Regions from separate parts of the Homo sapiens genome. Here region 2 is linked to region 1. Evidence: chromatin loops called from intact Hi-C (ENCODE). Cell type or tissue: Calu3. All regions are shown on one strand. Each heading gives the region's core, and the rest is flanking DNA. Links, peaks and the distances in the headings are about the cores only.

Region 1 (4,410 bases), core at 145-4,144:
CCCTACTCATTATTAAAAATTCACCCAAGGCCCAGCTCGCCTGTTCCCCTCTGGGACCCACAGGCTGTATGCACACACTCTGCATTTCCAAAAAACATTGTTTTCTTCCTTGCATTTAGCTTCTAAGTTACATGCTTTTCTCTGAGAGGAAAGTCTGTGTTTTCGTCTTTATCCTCAGTAACTTGCACAATGCCTAGCTCATAGTTGGTGTTTAATAAATGTTACTTCGCCTCTTCGGTTTTCTTAGAGGTCATCCCTTTCTGAATCAAATCTTACTTTTCGGATGGTTACTTTGATGATGTGGATTTTATTCATTTCTTTGGCAAATATTTCTTGGAAATCTACTGTGTTAGTCCTTATATAGACATATTTCACACCTGATTTCTTCAGCAACAATGGTGTTGAAGAAATGGAAACTCAGCTGTGATGTTGCTAGTCTTACCCTTCCTATGTGCCAGGAATGCTTCTCAAACTAAGGCGTATCTGACTCCAAATGCTCTTTTTTTTATGCCACGTTTTTTTCCTTTAGGGTAAAGTATAATTTTAGGTACATCTTATATAGAAAGTAAAAATATACTACAGTTTAAATTCTATCATAATTAACTCCTTAAGACCTCTAAGTTCACTTGCCATTTGATCATTACAAGCACACTGTTAGAAATCTATTTAACTGTCAGGATCTGAACATCAGAGAGGAGGCACTTAGGGCTTTATTTTTTGTTTTTCTCTTTGTTAATAAATTATCAGATGAAAAACAAAATAATATTTTGTTCCCAATAGAGGAAAGAGAAGTTCAATGCAAGTGACGCTCTTACTCCTTCCCCAAGCTTGTGGGTTGAATGTACTTACGCTGGTTGGTTTAGGGAGTTGTTGCAAGTTTCTCTCTTCAGTCACGTCTTTAAGGGGCCTGCAGGGAATAATTTTTCCCCCGTTTCCTCTCTTTGTTATAAATCTTATATAAAATGAGGAGTTTACTTGACACTGTACATGTTGTGGAAACAAAGATGGATGAATGGGGGCTGAGGCCAGTGGAGAAAAGAATTAAGCAAGAGTTGATGTTTACCAGTATTTGCATAGCAGATTAAAGATGCCTGAAAATTATTTGACCTTCCTCCCATAGAGAAATGAGATTGATTTTTCCTTCCCTTGAATTTGGGTGGACTTTGTATTTGCTTTGGTATAATACAGTGGAAGGGAAACATGCTTATTTCCAGGCCCAGGCTTTAATATATCGGCAATTGCTACTTTCAGTTTCTTGGGACTCTCACTCTAGGAGCCCTGATCTTCCATGTGAGAAGCAAAACATGGTGACCACATAAAGAGCGCCTGTGGCTATGTGGAGGGGAAAAGGGCCCACTGAGTCTGGTCGTCCAGCTCTCCTTGCAAGCTGCCCGGCTTACGCATTCCCTTCCTCTGCTCACCCCGCAACCCGCACTAGCCCAGCCGCCACCTGAATACCATTGAGTGACTGCAATTGATGTTACAGTCTTTTGCGAAGATAAGAATCTCTCAGATGAGTCTTTTCTGAATTCTTAACCTCTATTAAGCCACTGAAGTTTGGTGCAGTTTGTTAACAGTGATAGATAAGCAGAAATGTTTGTACCTAGTCATCAATTAACAATTACTTTAACTTATTCCACATCTACTGAGGAAATCACTGAAGCTAGTTGGATATATCATATCTTCCTTCATTTTGATGATGGTGTCACCAGAATATATATGTTAACTAGAAGGGAAGATATGGATTATTTGTGTGTGCATATATTTTTTAATCTTTCTAACTGATGGCAATCATAATATTTATTTAACACATTATATTTTTTCACACCACATTTACAACTATTATTTCTAAATCTTTCTACCATCAGTCTAGTAAGGTCATTTGTCAAGTCTGAATTATGCCATCTTGCAGATGCTGAAACTGAGGCATAGAGGTTAGGTTAACTCCCTAGGATCACATAGCTAAGGTTTTCACAGCACACTGGGTAAAAAAAATGTTATTCAGAAATTAAATTAATGTTAAGATGGTTATCTGTTTAATGCTTGTCACATCAACTAAACTTTAAGCTCCAGGAGGTCAGAGAACTTGTCTGTCTTCTTTAACACTTGAAGCGTAGAGCCTAGCCCAGTGCAGCCCGAGAAAACACTCACTTGGTATTAGTTGAATGAATAAATACATAAAGAATGCTGGGGCTCTGACTAAAACCTAGGTTTCCTCATTCAGAGGTTGAGTTTCTTTTAGTCACACTCCTGAGTTATGAGACAGGGTATGAGTCACTTGGGAATTTCAGTTAGAAGGCACAGGCACCAATCATGCCCTCCCCTTCCCCTGTTCCCTTTCCATCAAAGCATATCTTTGTGTGAGAAATAATGTTTTTGAAAAATCTTCCTAGTCATTCTGATATACCTCCTGTTGAGAACTAAAACACAATACTACCATTCTTTCTCTTAATCACATGTTATTCTATGTAAAAGAAGTGCTATGAGAAAATGCAATCATGTATGCTTACAAATTCTGAGAACATTAAAGTTAAAAGAAGGAAAAATAAGAGACAAAACAATGCCAGAAAAATGCACTAAAATGCAATTAACAATAATTTTTTTGTATGTGCTTAGTGAGTGTTTATCATATTGATTTTCAATTTTCAGTATTTTGATCATTTTTTTGGAGACAGTAGTTTTATAATTAAAAAGAAAATACCCCCAAAGCCCAGTACTCTGCCTTAATGATTAAATGAATGGAAGATGGAAAGCAAAGGGAGAATCTGAGTTAACCAGTCATCAATGACATGGGAAGACAATTCACTAGGAGGTATTCAGCACCTCTGAGCTAGTGGGGACTGTATCTCCAGTAAGGGTAGGTATGTAAGTTGCTTTCACTGATGCTTTTCTAAATGCTTCTGAACTCTGAAAGGCCCTTGAACTAAATGTCAGTTCCTATGAATTAATGTTGGTCTTCAGTACCTACCAGCAGGTCAGCACACTGGCAGAGAAAAAATAAAAAACAAAACAACAAAACAACAACAACAACAACAAAACAAACAAAATACTGCTTCTCAGGATTCCCAGCACAGTGAGAACAACTGGCCAATACATTTAGGAAAAAAATGCTACAAACCTTGTATTGTTCGCTACCCCAAATTCATAGATAGGCTCTTGGATGTGAGTGTCTGAAATGCTGTGTCCCATAGTTAACGGTTCATCAGTCAGGATTAGGGTAAAGGAATATTGATACTTTAAGGTAATTAGAATAACGTTTCTCTTTTGTTTCGGACAAACATAAGCTTTTTCTTTCTGTAGTCAGAACTGTCCTCTCAAATAAGAAGGAAAGAAAATATGAAGAGAGGTAGAGTAAGGAAGGAGGTAGAAAAGAGAGAGAAGGCCGGGCGCAGTGGCTCATGCCTGTGATCCCAGAACTTTTGAGAGGCAGAGGCAGGTGGATCACCTGAGGTCAGGAGTTTGAGACCAGCCTGGCCAACATGGTGAAACTCCGTCTCTACTAAAAATACAAAAATTAGCCGGGCATGGTGGTGTATGCCTGTAATCCAAGCTACCCAGGAGACTGAGGCAGGAGAATTGCTGGAAACCGGGAGGCAGAGGCTGCAGTGAGCCGAGATCACACCACTGCACTCCAGCCTGGGCGACAGAGCAAAACTCTGTCTCAAAAAAAAAAAAAAAAAAAAAAAGGAGAAAGGAGGGAGAGAGGGCAAGAGGAAGAGAGAGAGAAGGAGGGAGGGGAAGAGAGAGATAGAGAGAGGGAGAGAGAGACCTTAGCTCTGGAAAAATAGTTTTCTGGGAATACATATGTATATATTCACATACCTCAGTGAAAATATTAATGAATTAGAGTTATGTGAAAAATAAGGTGCTTTAAGAAGATTGACTAGCTCTAGTACTCATTGTCAATTGACTTTCAATTGATGGTACCTCATATACCAAATACCAAATTAGAAGATAACACCAGAAGTTGCCACATGGGTCGTCTCAGCTATAACTGAGGAAGAAGATAGAAAACTCACAGCATCCTAGGGGATGTCTGTAAACGTATAAATGGTGTCTTACACATTTCAGTTATCCTAACAGAAGGGCCACTCTTCCAGAGAAGGTGGACTGAAATTCACAAGGATGGCTCCTAGACACCAAGAGAAAGTTTAAAGATATCCCATATAATCTCCTTATTAGGTTTGGGAAGTGTGCAACTTTCAAAGATGTTATTTTTCATATCAAACTTAACTGTTACAAATATTTGGGGAACCATAAATATTAGGATTAAAAACATTCAAAAGCTCTTCTTTCAAAGACAAATCCTATTCACATTTTGGACTGTATCCTATTTTTTGTTATATTTAACAGAAATTAATCTTGTTAAAGCAACATTCCATAAAAAAAACTTACCTGTTTTGTCCCACT
Region 2 (4,410 bases), core at 201-4,200, 250 kb after region 1:
TAATATATAATAGAATATAGAATATATAGTATTATATAATATATAAATAACATAATTTAATATATTAAAGTGTATTATTTAGACAGATAAATGTATCTATGTGCTTGCATTCATGCATCTGCCAATAAATTTTTAAAAAATTATATGTATTAGTCAATAATTAGAACAATATAGTACACTTATATTTTAACCAGTCCTGATTTTTTTTCCTTCTTTGCAAGTTGATCATATGAATGTCTTCATAAGATCACAATTTGACTTGAGGAAGAAGCATAGATACAATAGAACTAGGTAACATGAGAATTTGAGCCACCCATATATACAACTTACTTGTAAGTTTGGAGCTTATTAGACCCAATTCAAAATATACCATTTGCATTTTCAGTGGTCACTGTGGCTATCTGGTTACACGATCTGATGGATCTTATAATGCCAAGCTCATGGTAGATAACTTTAGTCGCATAGTCATGTAATGTTCCAGGTAAGACATTGACAATGTTGAACTTCATCTGAGCCCTGTGCTTCCAGAAAATATCAATGATTAAGAAATTTCTCCACTCTTTTGTGTTCTAGGAAACTGTCATCACAAGGACCACGCTGTTCTTATGTATTCTAAGATAAGATCTGCCTCCACCTTTCCAGAATGTCTCAGATAAAAGAACCATCTCTAACCTTTGTTGCAAATCCCATAAGTCTTACACATGACTCATTGGTCTACCTGTGTCTATTTAATCTCAGGTCTCTTTCCTTTATTTGAGGCATTCCTTCTTAATGAATGTTTTCCTATTGCAAGCTCCTAAATAAAATAATCTCCTAAATTCTATGATGCTAAATATATAAAATGTGTTTTATAGCACTTGGTCTTTTTTAGGGCCCTGTTGTATGCCAGGAGCATTTTACAAATTGTGAGTACTTCTTTGATGCATTTTGAAAATATTTCATTATTACAATTAAAAAATACTTTTAGATTATTAGTTGGTTTTGATTAAGAATAATGTCAAATTGCATTCACTAAAATTTTTCTACATCTATTGAGTTGTTGGTTTTCTACTACTAATGTGATATAAAGTACATGAAAATAGTCCCTATTATTAAAACAACAAAGCATAGGAATATACTTTACTTCATTTTGCAGATTAATATTTTGTTATGTTATTTAATTTGCATGTTTTATATTTTATGTGCTTGCATTCATGCATCTGCTGGTAAACTTTTAAAAAATCTATATATTAGTCAATTTGGGCTGCTGTAACAAATTACCATATACAGGGTGGCTTAAGCAGCAATCATTTATTCTTCACTTTTCTGGACGCTGGGAAGTCCAAGATTACGGCACTGGTAGATTCTGCGGCAGGTGTGAGCACTCTTCCTGTTTACAGACAACTATCTTTTCTCATTGCATTCTCATGAGGCAGAGATAGAAAGACTCATGTCCCTTTCTCTTTTATAAGGGCATTAATCTCGTCATCAGGGCTCCACCCTTATGACCTAATTGCCTTCAAAGGCCTCTACTTCTTAATATCATTACATTGGGGATTAGGATTTCACCATATGAATTTTGGGATGACACAAACATTCAGTCTATAGCATCTTAACAGAATTCTTTATCAGAAAAACTGTATTAGAGTCATTTTACTAGATTCACAAAATCAATTGTGAAGTGTACCATGCTTTAAATGCTCTGAAATATTAGTATGATTTGGAAATTATCAATATTCTGAAATTTTGAAAAAATCAATGAAACTGAATCTTCTTTGTATTTTTTATTTGGTAAATACATCTTTAACGTAATTACATTTTAATCATATCATTTGCTATCATATTTCAATCCAAATAAACATGTATTTTATAAAACATAAGATATTTTAGTAAATTAAAAACAGTTTTTAGTGTGTATTTGCATACTATTTTCTTATTAATAACTACATATGTGTGTATGTGTATATATATATATATTTCTATATATAGATTTAGATATCCCTTTTCTTAGTAGTTATTTCTTTGTATTTTCATCTTTATCTCCAAGAATTATGGCTACAAAACATAGTATGAGTATTATGGATCTTACAATGTAATGATCATAATATGACTGACACCTTGGGCAGTGCAGGGAGAGAAAGAAAGAGAGTGTCAAATAAGCTATTTTTAACAATTCTTTCTTAGGTCTAGATTTTGCATAAAATATTTTGAGTAGTTTAAAGATATAAATTAAAATTGTTAATGCTTTTTATAATCCTTATATTAGAGACTTCTAAAGCAATACATATCTGATATTCATAAATTCCTTCAGCGAGAAGAAAAATTTATCTATTTAAAATCTAACTTCTCTCTCCTGAGTCCTCTCCCTCACTCACTTTGGGGAAGTATGGGTAGTGCCAAAATTATCTCAGGATAGTTGACAATAAAACCATCCGTTCCATTGAAAGGTAAAGGCTATTCTTCTGCAGAGCTGCAGCCTAATATTTTAGACTTGATCAAAATCCCACGAGATTGCTGCAGTCATATATTCCTTATATGGGACAACAATGGTGCAACCTAAATTGGTCAACATAAAGATCAGTCTATCTTTCTCACACTGCTCACTGAGGTTCAAATAACTTGAGTGTTCATTCTCATTCACCGATCATTTTGTTATGGAAAAATATGCACTAGTATGCTAACACTGATTTGGGGCTTAGAGACTGTTTCATTAGCTTTGATTTTTATTATTTCTATCTTCTATTTTTTGTGATTATTGTATATTACTTGTGTATCACAACAGTAAGAAGAGATATAAAATGAACAAAATACTACTAGAAGTGTATCTGCTAAAATGTTTCCAGAAATTTTATCTGAAAAAAATTGAATTATTGATGATTTTTTTCTCTCCTTTGTCAATATTTTTAGTACGTCTAAAAATAGTAAAGTAAGAAAAAAGTACATTAAAAAAAAAAGAGCTGTAAGAAAGCTATCAAGATGGAATGAATGGAATAAAGTTGTTATGGTGGATGGGCAAAGAAAAATGTCCCACTTGACTCTTGACACTAACCAGCAGCCTTTCTACTCCAAAAATTTTAAAATTTCGTCTACCCTGGGTTTTTACTCATGATTTCAAGTGTTAATGCCTTATTTTATTTTGGCTTTGAATATTGGTGTTGTTTTTCCTAAGATTTACCTTTATTATTTGCATTCACTGTTTAGAATATCAAGCTCTCAAACTCTGCTCATTTGATGGATATTCCCCTTTTCCAATTTATTTATCACTGACATTTTACAACCTTCTGAGATAAGGATGAAGCTTTCACACTCTCAATTAGCAATTGGGCAATCTTGTTATAAATAATCCCAAATACATTATGAACTATGAACTAGTGGAAATAAATAGTAGAGTTTAAACCAATATTTAAACTATAAACTGGCAATGTTTACAATAATGCATCAGAATAAGTAAGAAAAATGGTAAAATCACTGATGTACAACTAGGTATGGCAAACTGCTTCTTTAAATGTGTACTTAAGAAGTGGTTAACTGGGCTGTTTTCATGTACTGCAGAATATGGGTCAATTAAAGAGAAATTAACTGTTTTCTAAAATCAATAAATTATGAAATGATGAGGAAATATGTTGTAGTGTCCTCCATGGGCACATTAATGCTTTCCTAGAGACGGCATAATTGCTTTGCTCAATTATTCAAAGAAAAGATTGGAATACCTCCTTTGAAAGGAAACCAAATTAGAACTGTGTCAAAGTTCACAGCAGCCAGTCCTCAGGGGCTCTTGCACAATAGTCACTCCATGGATTCTTAGAGCGTTCCATTTGCAGCAGTCAAATTAATTCCATTTAGGGATCTTTCAGAAATAAAAAATTAGTGCTCATGTATTTCCACAATTTTGACTATTAGATTGCCTTGATATATCCATGGGGTTAGAAATTATCACCAGATTGGTCTCTTTCTGAGCATAATTTGCTTCTTGTCTTTTATGTGGCTTGGGCAAAATACATAGATAGATAGATAGATAGATAGATAGATAGATGATGGATAGATAGATAGATAATTTGTAGGTCAAGTGAAGATCTCAGACAAAATCAAGCACTTTTATGGACTGGATCTACTTCCAGATTTACTTTTTCTAGCCTGACTACTAAAATTGTAATGTAAGGACAGAGATGAGGCGCCCTTTCTAGGTTCTTAGCTGTAGCAAGACTAGCCATGTCTTTATTTGTTGTTGTCTTTTGGTTCTTGTTTGTTTTGTTTTTACGCAGGACTTAACTGCAAATAACAAAGGCTTTTTGTGGGATTAAATGAAACCTATCCTATAATTATACATTTTACATAATTATACTTTAAGAGCCACAAAGGGTAAAGAAGGGGCTACCAGTCAGTTTCTATTTCCTCTTCAAGAAGAGCTAATTCCAGGGAGATCAAAATAAC

Evidence for each region. Peaks named below come from ENCODE experiments on the same cell type or tissue, not always from the same donor. Only the 100,000 strongest peaks of a DNase experiment are listed, where the experiment ranks them.
Region 2: a loop joins it to region 1, with 4 times the contacts of the local background. A loop is called at or near these places in 1 of 110 quality-filtered maps.

The regions. Positions count from the first base shown.
Region 1 is chr3:109,925,132-109,929,541 of GRCh38, forward strand. No RefSeq gene overlaps it. Among named protein-coding and RNA genes, the nearest start is that of MIR4445, 320 kb to the left of the region's middle. RefSeq lists an enhancer at 1,404-2,603. In Calu3, for the core only: no CTCF peak of the experiment used is centred there; a DNase peak (open chromatin) is centred at 2,220.
Region 2 is chr3:110,175,423-110,179,832 of GRCh38, forward strand. No RefSeq gene overlaps it. Among named protein-coding and RNA genes, the nearest start is that of MIR4445, 570 kb to the left of the region's middle. In Calu3, for the core only: no CTCF peak of the experiment used is centred there; no DNase peak of the experiment used is centred there.